2 separate regions of the Homo sapiens genome follow, and region 2 is linked to region 1. The links are chromatin contacts, found by Hi-C or POLR2A ChIA-PET in ENCODE. All regions are on one chromosome and are shown on one strand. The core of a region is the stretch at or near the end of the contact, and the rest is flanking DNA. Distances in the headings are between cores, read along the strand shown.

Region 1 (6,582 bases), core at 1,845-4,344:
AAGCGGTCCTCCCACCTCAGCCTCCTGAGGAACTGGGATACAGGCACACACCACCATGCTTGGCTAATTTTTTTTTTCCTATTTCTTTTAGAGACTGGGGGTCTCACTACGTTGTAGGCTATCTGTTACTAGGAAAAAATCAAACTGCCATTTGGTTAATATGCCTGAGTTCCTTGGTTCCTCAGTTCAGTCACTTCTAGTTGTGTTGAATTCAGCATGCATACTGGTTAAGACTCTTTGCACTTCTTTAAGACAAATGAGGGAAAGACTAAGTTGTACATTGTGGGAGGGCCCTAACTACCTCTTAAAAATCAGTAGCAAAGTAATGCACAACCTGAGTTCCTGACAAAACCCTTTAATTTTTTTAATTGTATAACAGAGATTATGAGAGAATGGTATAATGAACACCTGTGCTTCAACAGTTATTAGCATTTTGCCAGTCTTGTTTCATTTATTTTCCCCCTCCATACACTTTTGTAGGGGCTAGTGCATTTTAAAACAAAATTCCGTACATCATGTTGTCTTACTCACAAATTTTTCAGTTTACGGTCCTGATAAGGACATTAAAAACAACAGCAAAACTTTGCCTTTTTCACACCTAAAATATTAATAATTTAAAAATATAATTTCCATATTCAAATTTTCTCAAAGTTGTCTTTTTACTTATGATTGTTGGAAACAGGAGCTAAATGAGGTCCACATATTGTATTTAGTTGTTAGGATTTCTAATTTATTTTATAACAGCTTCCCCTCCCTTTTTTCATGCCAGTGATTTGCAGAAGAGAGTGGTTCATTTGTGCTGTAGAACATCCTACTGTCTGGACTGATTCCTTGTGGTGATGTTTAGCTTGTTCCTCTATTCTGTTTCCTGTGATCTGGCAGTTAGATATAGAGGTTTGATTAGATATAGGTTCAAAGACAAGTAACCTTCATGGATGGTGCTGTGTAAAATCTATTGCATCACATCGTGAGACGCATAATGTCTGGATATCTCTCTTTTTGAGATGGAAAGATTGATTCGTGAGTTTAGGTAGTGTCACTTAGCTGTCTGTCTTCTACTTAATGATTTTAGTATCACAGATCGTTGTAGCCTAGATCCTTTTCATTAGGGGTTGCAAAATGGTGATGATCTAAATCCATCATTCTTCTTGCATTTATTAATTGGAATTCGGTCTGTAAAGAACTTTCCCTCATAAATTATTTAGGTCTCCTGAAATTCACAATGTGCAGGATAGACAGGGAAAAGTCTTAATTTTTTCCTTTTACCAACTATCAGAGTAATGATTTGGTGCTTTAACAATCTCCAGTGAGAACCAGTGAGTTTTTCTTTTTTAAGTGTCATTAAGAACTTATGAATCTTAATGTATTTGTTTCTGTCACTTCAGTCAATATCCTTTTTGGTGCTTGGTTTATCTTTGTCTCCTGTATACTTTTTAAATGGCCAGTAAACTCAAATACCTTTCTTACTTTTCTGACGCAAGATATTCTAAGTGCATCTTGTCCATAGTCTGCTGCTCCCGACCTGAAACCCTGAAATCAGCCATTTTCCCAAGGAGCATTGATGAATTTTTTTTTTTTAAACTGACAATCGTTCATTTCCCCATCTTTTACCTTTCTTAGTGGTTGCATTATTTTTCCCTTGGTCTTAAGCCTCCTACCTTACTTTTTTGTATCTTTTTAAGTCTTTCTCATCAGGTTGTTTCTAAGACTGATATTTTCCCCCTAATAAAAGAACTGATAACAGCTATTCCCTTTTTCTGTATATACTGTCAAAATGCTGGGACTGACTTATTTTGGGCTTTGGCTGCTGTGATGTTTTCTGCAGCCTCTGCCACTGTCTTCAACGTCTTGGTATCTGTTTCATTTACAGCAGCCAGAATGATTCACCAGTTGTGCCAAATTGCTCACCAAAGACCTTCAGTGATTCCCAGCTTTTGGATTGGTCATCAGAAGGGCCTAATTCTCTTTAACCACCCTTCACTAGCCAGGGTTCTTATGGCCTGTGCTCTTCAAAATTGAGAAACTGGGAAGAACAGCTGGTAGCCCTCTGAATGAAGTTCTCTCTTTTTCTTTGCCCAGATGATTCCGTCTCAAAAAGGAACAAAGTATCCCTTTCCCTTTGTACAAGCTGGAGTGCTTTAGCTCTGACTCAATACCCTCCTCTGCTAGAAACTTGACTTTATTGATTGAGAAATAGAAACCGATCCAAATTATATACCAGTATGCCCAATGTATCGCCGTTTTAGGCACCTATTTTACAGGCAAAGCATGTCATTTATTCTTTGTGTTTAAATTGAAATCAATGGCTAACATCATAGCACTTAATTATGTACCATGCATATTCTGATATAAACTTCAACTCTCACTACAAGCCTATGAGCCTATGAGTTAGATGCTGCTATTTGCATTCCACAGATGAAGAAACTGAAACACAGGTGTAATTTGCCCGAGGTTACAGAGTGTGTGCCAGAAGGGAGGTTTGCATCTATGTATCCTGTTTCCGTAGAGCCAAGTCCATGCTCTGAATTAACTTTAGTTTTCCTCAAATGCATTGAGAGGGCAAAGGGTCTATTTACTCTAAACTGTGATAGCCTTATAGTACCTGCTGATATTATCTTACCACTCTGAGAGAGGTAAATAAATGCCATTAATAATGTCAGACTTTTCACTTTTATTTGGGCACACAGAAGCTTATTATTGACATATTGGGTTTAGGGGAAGTGGGGAGAAGCATTGTGGTTATAGGCGAAAGGTAACTAATGTTTACTTAAATTAAAAATAGCTCAAGATCAGCCTGGGCAACAAAGCAAGACCATGTTGCTACAAAAAACAAACAAACAAACAAACAACTAAAATACAAAACAAAACAGCATCCATGTGTCATAAGCAAAATCAGCCATGCTCACTTGATCAAGGTCAATCCAAAAACCTTGTGAATTCACCCAGCTTACTTTGTTCTCATCTGCTTATGGCAGCCAGAAGATAAAGGCCATTAAGAGAGGCATGCATCTGCCAGGAAGGGTGAGTCAGATCAGATATGAGGGACACATAGTGAACTTATTTGAGAAATATTGACTTCACTGCCTCTGCTTGCTGACAAACTACTATCCTGATCCTTGGTGTAAAACTGTGTTAGCTATGGCTACAGATAAAATAAAGCTCTGTGGATGCCAACTTCAAAAATATTTATTTGGGAAGAAGGAAAAGAAACTGTAGATTCATTTAATTTCGTGTGAATTCTAGCAAAGGAACTCAATGGCAAGTTAATATTTTATTTACTTATTTCTTCCTTTCCCTCCCAACCCCCACACTTTGGTGACATAATTAGATCCCAGGAAAAGACACAGGCTGTGGCTTCAGAGTGGGTTTGAATCCCAGTGCTATCACTTATTATCTTTGCATTAGTTATTCTCTGAGCATTCTGAGCCTCAGTGTCTTCCTCTGTAATGACATACACAGTGGATCAGGTTTTTCCATGAATAGAATATAAAGTGTTGGGTACATTGGAACTTAAATAGTTATGTCCCTGGCAGGATGCTTACTCTATGCAAAAGGACTTTCATGGACATATTTATAGAAATCTAGACACAAACATTTTTGCTTTCATATGCAATGTTGGATTCTATTTTTTAAAAGCACATGATATCCCAACATATAGTGAGTATTTTAGGTAGCGTCTAAATACTGATACCATAACAAATAGGCTTCATTTCATACTTGCACTTTCTCTTAAGTTGATGTGGCAGTAATTGGCAACTTGTGTAGCTAGCAATAGATGGAAAGGTAGGAAATAAGTCATTGGTAGTGACTTTGAGCGCTTGTGATTTTTTTTTGCCTCAATACTGCATAACAATCTTTGTTAGGAGTATAGATAATTCCAGTAATGATATATGATCTGGAAGTACTTTTTGAGAGATCATAAGATTTTATATGAAGATAAAATAGTAAAAATCAATGACTTAATTTGTTGTGGCAAATCATTATTATGGTAAATCATTCGTTAATGGGTACGGACAAGGGAAAATCCACAGATGCCACTGTGGTAGGTCTTCTTCAGATTGAAACCTCCAGAGTCCCCTGAAGGGAAGAGGTATTTTCACCTATGAGGAAATTACAATCCAGAGAGGTTAAAAGCTTTCCCATGGCTAACCATGTAGGAAATAGCAGAGAAAGAATGGAGCCCAGAACTACCTGATTTCAAAGACTGTAGCCTGTCTGCAATATCGTGTCTAAAACTTTGAAAGGATAACAACATATGGTATATTGAAACAATGGATGCAGGAAACATTTCAAGTCTTAGTGTAAAGCACAACTCATTCTCTTTCCACTCTCTTCAGTAATGGCTTCCAGGATCAGTCATTTATTTATTTTTATTGATACATATTTTCAGGGTACATGTGATAATTTGATACATTAATATAATCAAGGGTAATTGGGATATTGATCACCTTAAATATTTTTCTTTTCTTTAGGAACATTTAAATTATTCTCTTGAAGCTACTTTGAAATGAAATGCACAATCAATTAATGTTAAATTATAGTCACCCTTTTTTTTTTTTTTTTTTTTGGATGGAGTCTCACTCTATCGCCCAGGTTGGAATGTATTGGTGGGATCTCAGCCCACTGCAACCTCTACCTCTTGGGTTCAAGTGGTTCTCCTGCCTCAGCCTCCTGAGTAGCTGGGATTACAGGCATCCACTACCATGCCTGGCTAATTTTTGTATTTTTAGTAGAGACAGGGTTTCACCACGTTGGCCAGGCTGGTCTTGAACTCCTGACCTCAAGTGATCCGCCTGCCTCAGCCTCCCAAAGTGCTGGGATTACAGGTGTGAGCCACTGTTCTTGGCCCCTACTGATCTGTGGAACACTGGGTCTTATTGCTTTTTTTTTTTTTTTTCTTTTAGGCAGAGTCTTGCTCTTTCACCCAGCCTGGAGTACGGTGGCACCATTTTGGCTCATGCAACGTCCACCTCTGGGTTCAAGCGATTCTTGTGCCTCAGCCTCCCTCCCAAGTACCTGGGATTACAGGCATGTGCCACCACACCTGGCTAATTTTTGTATTTTTAGTAGAGATGGGGTTTTGCCACGTTGGCCAGGCTGGTCTCAAACTCCTGGCCTCAAGTGATCCGCATGCCTTGCCCTCCAAAAGTTTTGGGATTACAGGCGTGAGCCACCGTACCCAATCCATCACTTATATCTAAGTGTATATTTGTACCTGTTAATCAAACTCTCTTCATCCCCTCCTCTCCACTACCCTTCCTGGCCTCTGGTAACCACCAATGTACCCTCTGTCTTCATGAGAAGGGATCAGTCTTTACTCAGAAGCTTTGGCCATGGCTTGAGCAGAGTAGCTGTCAGCCATCTCCCAGCAATACCAGCCATTGGACAAGAAACATGAAGGTTTGGGATGACTCATCCTAGAAGTCATTGTTTTCTCAGCTCCATAGTACACATCTACTTGGAGATTTATAAGGCATGCAAGCTCCTTTTCTGGCCTGTATGAAAAACTGGAAGAGGTAGAATGAGTTCCTTGTAACCCAGGATTTATGTTTCTGATGGTAACATGCTTGATATTTAAGCAACTTGAGATTAGGAAGTTGGAAGTACACATACCTGTCAAAGTAACTGAACCTATTTACAATAGAATAAAATCATTGAGAATACACAGTATCTTTTAATGAAATTAAATTTTGGTATGTTTACCTTTTAATGCACTATGATTACCTGCATGGAATTACTCTTAATTGTTTTTGTTGTGGGTGGGGGGATTCCAGGCCTTTTTGAGAATCAAAAGATAGCACAGCAAAAGAAATGCACATTCAGACATAATTTTGCATCTCATTTCAGAGGGCTTGTGGATGTTCTGAAGCCTGTGCCACAAGACCCCTGGTTAGAAAGTGCTTCTCTAACTTGCCTTCCAGAAAGCAGCATCATGGTTTTACAATTATTTTACCTTTTCTCTCCTTTTCCTCTAAAAACTTGATATAAGTACTCATTCAGTTGCTAGTAAATTTTTTTTGAATCAAAATATTTTACTGGTGTTGAATTGGAAATCATTCACCTCCAAATATAGCAAATGCTTCGGTAAGCCCTGGTAGGTGGTGGTGCTGAAAATGATGATAACTATTAATATTTAACAAATCCTAATATAACATTTATCATATCAGGTTGTTTGAAGTACTTTAAGAACAGTAACTCATTTAGACCTGGTAACAACAATCTTATGTCGCAGATGGTCTCATGGTCTTCTTTTCCCGAAGAGAAAAATGAGGCATAGGTTGAGTTGCCTAAGATCACCCAATAAGAGAAGGAGTCAAATTTGAACCCAAGAAGGCTGACTCCATATTATACAGTCTAACACTTCTTCTGCATCCTCTCTCTAAATAAGATAATTAATGTATGTCCTTGATTAGAGTCTCTTTTTTTTCATTTTGACACTTTCAAAATTGAGATGTATCTTACGGTTGCTGTGATCATTTGAAGAAGTACTTACTGTTTTGCTCCCTATAAAGCTATTATTAAATTGATGGTATATCTTAAAATTATTGGTGTCCTTGAATAAAGGAACTATGGTAAGCCATG
Region 2 (6,414 bases), core at 3,154-5,653, 2.6 Mb before region 1:
AAAGGGATGAAGGGGCTGAGTGCGATGGCTCACGCCTATAATCCCAGCACTTTGAGAGACTGAGGCAGGCAGATCACCTGAGGTCAGGAGTTCGAGACCAGCCTGGCCGCGTGGTGAAACCAAGTCTCTACTAAAAATACAAAAATTAGCTGGGCATGATGGTGGGCACCTGTAATCTCAGCTACTCGGAGGCTGAGGCAGAAGAATCGCTTGAACCGGGGAGGTGGAGGTTGCAGTCAGCCAAGATGGTGCCACTGCACTCCCTAGACGACAAGAGCGAGACACCGTCTCAAAAAAAAAAAAAAAAAAAAAAAGAAAGGGACGAAGGGAAAGGTAGGAAGGACATTCTAGGCAGAAGTGGTAGGTTAGCTAGGATGAAACAAGGCATGACATTTTAAGAGTTGGTGGACTATCCGGTTTGATGAAGAGAAGGACTGTGTAATGGGAAAAGTAAATGGAGAGGTAGATTAGGGCCCAAGTGGTATAAGTCCTAAATCCCATAGTAACTCCAAAGACTATGCTGTAAACAGTGAACAAGGAGGTGACACGGTAAGAGCTATCTTAGCAGAAAGTGTTTTGGTGGTGACAGAGAAGGGCAGAGGCTGGGAGTATAGGCACAAAGTGATGAGACCTGAACTGGGATGGTCACAGTGAGAGGAGAAAAAAGACAAATAATATCAAAATACTGGAAAGTTAGAATGATAGCCCCTAGGAACTAGGGGTTGGGAGTAGGGTTGAGGGAGAAGGCAAAGATGATTCCACAAGGGATAATAAATGGTGTTGGTAAAATCAGGCAAAAAATAAAATAAATTCCACATGGATCAAAACTTTAAAACAAATAGAAATACAAAAAAATACAATACACTTTTAATAATAAGATGAAAAATCCTTTCTAGATAGGACACAAAATCCAGATGCTATAAAATAAAAGATTGATTTATTGATTACATATCATTTTTGCGGGGTCAATTTTTAAAAACTATGTCAAAAGGCAATCAACACATTTAGGAAAATAATTGCAATGCATATCACAAAGACCTACTTTTATCAATATATAAAGAACTCCAACAAATCAGTACGAGAAAGGCCAGTTACTGTAAAGGCAAAGAGTTTGAACACATAGTTCACGAAATGGCATACAGATGACTCATAAACATATGAAAACTTTAACTTCACTCATAAAAAGAGAAAATGCAAATGAAAACTTCATTGAGATGCTATTTTTCACCTATCGGGTTGGCAGACATCACAAAATGTGGTAACAGTGTTGGCAAAGTTTTGAAGAAACAGGTATTCATACATCGTGGATGGAAATGTAAATCGGTCCAAACTGTAGCGAGCCATTGGCAGTATCTGTCAAAATTGGAAATGCATGCACTCTTTGAATCAGCAATAACAGTCCTAAGAACTTTATCCTACAGATATGCAAAATTCACAAAATGATATATATGCAAAATTGTTTCTTGGAGTATTTGAATAAATACCAGATTGCAAGTAACTTAATTTTCATCAGTAAGTACTAATTAAAAATAATAGAGCCGTTAAAAATGAGGCAGCTCTACATTTTCTGATATGGAATGATATGTGAGATTTATTGTGAAGTTAAGAAAAAAGTGAAGTATAGAATATCCATATATAATATATATTTTATATGAAAGTATGCATATACACATGGACATATATTCATGCATATATGCACACATGGATAAAATTGGTGGGCTGAGGCTGGCGCCGTGGCTCACACCTGTAATCCTAGCACTTTGGGAGGCCGAGGTGGGCGAATCACCTGAGGTCAGGAGTTCAAGACTAGCCTGGCCAACATGGTGAAACCCTGTCTGTACTAAAAATAAAAAAATTAGCTGGGCGTGGTGGTGTGTGCCTGTAATCCCGGCTACGCAGGAGGTGGAGGCAGGAGAATCGCTGGAACCCGGGAGGCAGTGGCTGCAGTGAGCCAAGATCACGCCACTGCACTCCAGTCTGGGTGACAGAGGGAGACTCCGACTCAAAAAAAACAAAAAAACTGGTGTGCTGAAGCCAGTTTACACCGGCATGTGGGAACCAACTGTGCGTGACTTCCCAAGCCCTTGGCTGATTACTTCATGTTGGTAGTTTGAAGCCAGCCACAGTGGGAGTATTTACACCATGGAAATCAGGAAACATAACACATGAGGACATTTTTGTTTTTGTTTTTCCAGAGAGCTGGTTGATAAACATTTAATTGTACTCACTGTATATATAAAAATATAAAATATCTTTTGAAGATTATACAAGAGGTTGCTATAACATCAGACTGTCCTAGGAAGGGGTAACGGAAGGCAGGATAGGTGTGAAGTTGAAATTATACCTTTTGAATATTATTCCAAGTAAATGTATTACTCCAAGTAAATATATAAAGCAAACCAAAAAGTAACTGCAGAGTTTCAGGCGTATGTGACTGTGTTATTTATGGTGCCATTGACTACTGCTGGGGAAAATAGGAAGATGAGTAGATCTTAGAGAAAGAGAGTGCTTTTGGTTTTGAATATGCTGAGCTTGAAGTGTATGGGTGGTATCAGCACAGACATGTCCAGCAACAGTGCAAGAGAGAGGGCAGAGCTGTTGATCAGTTCTGGGAGTCAGCAGTTTAGTTAAAATTGTGACAGTTAAGGGGGCCTTTACCTATAGAACCTTTGGGGCAGGTCCCAGGAGAGAAAGGGGGAAGCCTGTAGTACCTTGGGGAAGGTAAGCCAAGAGGTAGGTAGGGGAAGGGTAACTAGTCACAAAGATTGGAGGACCATAAAATAATAATAATGGTAGTTTCTTAATGAAGTATTTGCTGGAAGTGAGACACTATTCTCTGTACTTTTTGAAAGAACATCACCTGATTTAATTCTCACAATCATTCTCTGGGGTGGGTACTTTTTCCATGATAACCGTTGAGTTGGGGAGGGTAATGTCAAAGAATAAACCAGGAGAGATCTCATGGGAAGGGTGTTAATAGAGCAGGACCTTGAAGTGTCCTGGTACAATTTCAAAAGGTAGAGAAATGGGAGAGAAGGACATTTCAGGTAGAGGGGAGTGATGAGCAAAGGTGAAAACAGTGTTATCCCTTGCAGCTGTAGGGTAAGAATTCATGGGAACCCAAGGGTGGTGCATGGCTACTTCATCCTCTGGCCATTGGAGAGCCACAGAATGTTTTGAGCAAGGGAATATGTGTTAATCAGTTCAACTGGTAGTCAAATACAAAAATTAAATGTTGTATGATTGGAAGATTTCTGTGTGTACACTGTGGGAAGGAGGGATGATAGGAAACAGGAAAAATTACCATAAAAATTTGAGATAATGTAGATGACCTGTGAATACAGATTTAGAGTGTCTGCAAACAGGCATTGTGATGGCTCATGCAAATTCAGTCTCTTAAGCTGAATTTGCCTGTGTGGCAGTGTATTGCTTATCTTATGTATTAGTCACTTAGGGGATGTTTTTCATATATTTTCCAGAAGACTGTGAATGGGGAATAAGCAAAGTGGCGGTAAATAAAAAAATGATTATTTGTTGACATAAATTTGTATGTATGTGATTTATATATGAATTTTGCCTGGGAAATAATGATCAGCCTCATGAGGCACAACAAGCCCAGCCTCTTTAGAGAGGCGTTGTGTTTGTACTAGCAGTTCTTTTACCTTATAAACATACATATACACAAACATAGTGTAAAACTCCACCCTAATTAGGTTTTCAGCTCAGTCTTTCTCTGGGCCAGTGTCTTCTTTAATTTTGTTTTGTGTGTGTGTCATTAAGGAATGATACCAATAATAGGGTGTCAAAAAGGAAAGACTTTGGCCTAAACATGGCTCAGAAAAAGGACTGCCTGGCCTTCTTCATGCACACCTGCCAATGCATCATACTTCTGACTTGTAATTCCTGTTTTTCTAGTCTTTGATCGCGTGGGGCAAAATAACATTCCAGCTTGTTTGTTACTTTGAGTTCTGCATCATTTGTTCCTTGATTAAGGGCCTGGAAGCCCCACTTGTTTGTGGCATCCAGAGGTCTTATTTTCCTGGGTGTGTGTAGCTAGGTGTAGATAGATCTTTATATTAGATGACTGCCTTTTCTGACCCACAGATAAGACACCTTTGTCTGACAGATGCTAGGGGTCAGAAGGACAGGATGTGGGAGTTTGGTTTCTTTTGTAAAATGTGCAGTGTGTGGTCTCCGCAGGTGCTGGATTTCTCTTCGCGGCTAAGAACTTCCCAGTCTGGGGAAAATACCCATGTTGTAGGAAGCGAGATCTGTGGGTCTTGCTGTAGCTAGTTAACTCAGGCTGAGGTTTAGCAAGTCATGGACCTCCCACATCCTTTTAACAGTACTGTTTCTCCTCTCTCTCAGATGACTTGTGTGAGACTTAGCCAGGTGTCAATGGATGTGAAGGGGGTTTGGAGGAAACAAGGGCAAGACAACATTCTGGCTGGACAGGGAGCCAGCTGGAGGGGTGGGGCCACATGAATGGGACACACCCTTGAGGGAAGTGGTTCTAAACCTCAGCAGTGTCAGAGTGTCCTGGAGGGACTGGTAAAACACTTGAGTTGAGTCCGTCGCAGTGGCTAATGCCTGTAATCCCAACACTTTGGGAGGCTGAGGTGGGAGGATTGCTTGAGGTTAGGAGTTCAAAACCAGCCTGGTTAGAATACTGAGACTCAGTCTCCACAAAAACAAACAAATTAATTATTTAATAAAACAGATTGCTGGGCCCCACCCCCACAGTTTCTGATTTAGTGGGTTTCTGATTTAATGGGACCTGAGATTCTACAATTCTAATAAGTTATTAGGAGATACTGACTCTGGTTCATGGACCCCTTAGCAAATCCAAGCATTGGTTCAGCAGGCAGAAGACCAAGTCTTAACCAGCCTGGAGTCCATTCTGATTCCGAGAAGAACCAGAGAATTCTGGTTATCATTAGATTGTCATAACCCCCTTATTTTATATAACACTTCCACATTTGTAAATCACTTTAATATATGTTTCTTCTCACAACAAAATAACCCTGTGAGGTAGGCAGGGGATTTATTAACCTTGTTGGACGACTAAGGAAAATAAGATTGAAGACAGATGACTGACTTACCCTAGGGGCAAAAATAGTTGAGCTCATACTTATATCTAGATTTTCTTACTGTAGATTTATTGCTCCTTCTACATTGTCTTTTTTCCTTGGAAAATACTACATTTTATTCAAATGATTTTGAGACAAAACAAAATTAGGGAGATGTAGAATCCTTTCGCTCATGCATTAACAGTAAATATTTTTTGAAGACATAATACAGAGCACATACTTATTGTTGAATAAATGAATGAATGGTTTCCATAACTTCCCTAACTACTTCTGAACTCATGCACTTTAGTGGCCCAGTAGTCTCAATTACAAATAATAAGAAAAGCACAATAATTAATTAATACAACATGCCTATTAAAAATACTTCCCAAAACATTGCCTTTAAAGCTAGTAAAAAGCTTAGAGATCATCTGCTTAGGTATTGCTCAATGTTTGTCCAACTTTACTTATTTTAATCACAGCCCCCAACACAAAACAACTTTTAAGTTTAGAATAGTTTTAGAGGTAGAGAAAAGATGTGAAGATAGTACAAAAAATTCCCATATGCCCCAAGTGGTTTTCCCATTGTCAATATCTTACCTTAGTATACTTTTGTCACAATTAATAGACCAGTACTGTTGCAGTATTAATAACTAAAATCTATACTTCATTCAGATTTCCTTAGCTTTTCCTTAGTGTCCTTTTGCCGTTCCAGGACTCCATGTGGGGTTCTACATTATCTTGGTTGCCATGTCTCCTTAGATTCCTCTTGGCTGTAATAGTTTCTCAGGCTTTCCTTGTGTTTGATGACCTCGAGAGCTTTGAGGAGTAGTGGTAAAGTATTTTGTAGAGTATGTCTCCACTGGGATTTGTCTGATGATTTTCTTGTATTGGACTGGGGTTATGGGTTTTGGGGAAGAAGATTACAGAGGTAAAATGCCATTCTCATTACATCATATCAAGAGTATATGTTAGCAGCATGATTTATAGTTTTGGTTATGTTGACCTTGCTCATCTGGTTGAGGTAGTGTTTGTCAGGCTTCTCTACCATATGGTTATTTTTTCTTCGCCTTTCCATACTATACTCTTTGGAAGTAAGTTATTATGCACAGCTCATACTTAAGGAGTGGGGAGTTACACTGCACTTCCTTGAGGGTGGTGTAGCTACATAAATTATTTGACATTCTTCTGTGAGTCGGATTTGTTTCTTCTTCTCCATTTGTTTATTCAATCAGTTTTTTTTAATCAGTGTGGATCCATTGATATTTATTATATACTTTGGATTATAATTTAGTAGTACTTTATTTTGTTTCTGAAGTTCGTCCAGCTTTAGCTATTAGGAGTG

The links. A loop is a pair of places that touch in the nucleus more often than their neighbours do. ChIA-PET counts read pairs that join two places held with the same protein, here RNA polymerase II (POLR2A). Pooled maps may share reads with other maps.
Region 2: a loop to region 1 is called in a map with no recorded cell type, with 8 times the contacts of the local background. The contact joins two enhancer-like sites. A Hi-C loop is called at or near these places in 1 of 37 single-sample maps with no recorded cell type and 1 of 50 pooled maps. POLR2A ChIA-PET finds 5 or more read pairs at or near these places in 1 of 52 experiments (activated T-cell).

Annotation. Positions count from the first base shown.
Region 1 is chr7:22,347,408-22,353,989 of GRCh38, reverse strand. All of the region lies in intron 1 of RAPGEF5 (Rap guanine nucleotide exchange factor 5), which reads left to right. Among named protein-coding and RNA genes, the nearest start is that of RAPGEF5, 6.5 kb to the left of the region's middle. RefSeq lists enhancers at 1,769-1,818, 2,109-2,218 and a silencer at 3,009-3,138. Within about 2 kb of position 3,094, at least 10 of the 41 ENCODE cell types and tissues checked have a DNase peak (open chromatin) inside an H3K27ac peak, as active enhancers do.
Region 2 is chr7:24,964,005-24,970,418 of GRCh38, reverse strand. The region is part of intron 1 of OSBPL3 (oxysterol binding protein like 3); the gene reads left to right. Among named protein-coding and RNA genes, the nearest start is that of OSBPL3, 13 kb to the left of the region's middle. RefSeq lists an enhancer at 4,083-4,242. Within about 2 kb of position 4,403, at least 11 of the 41 ENCODE cell types and tissues checked have a DNase peak (open chromatin) inside an H3K27ac peak, as active enhancers do.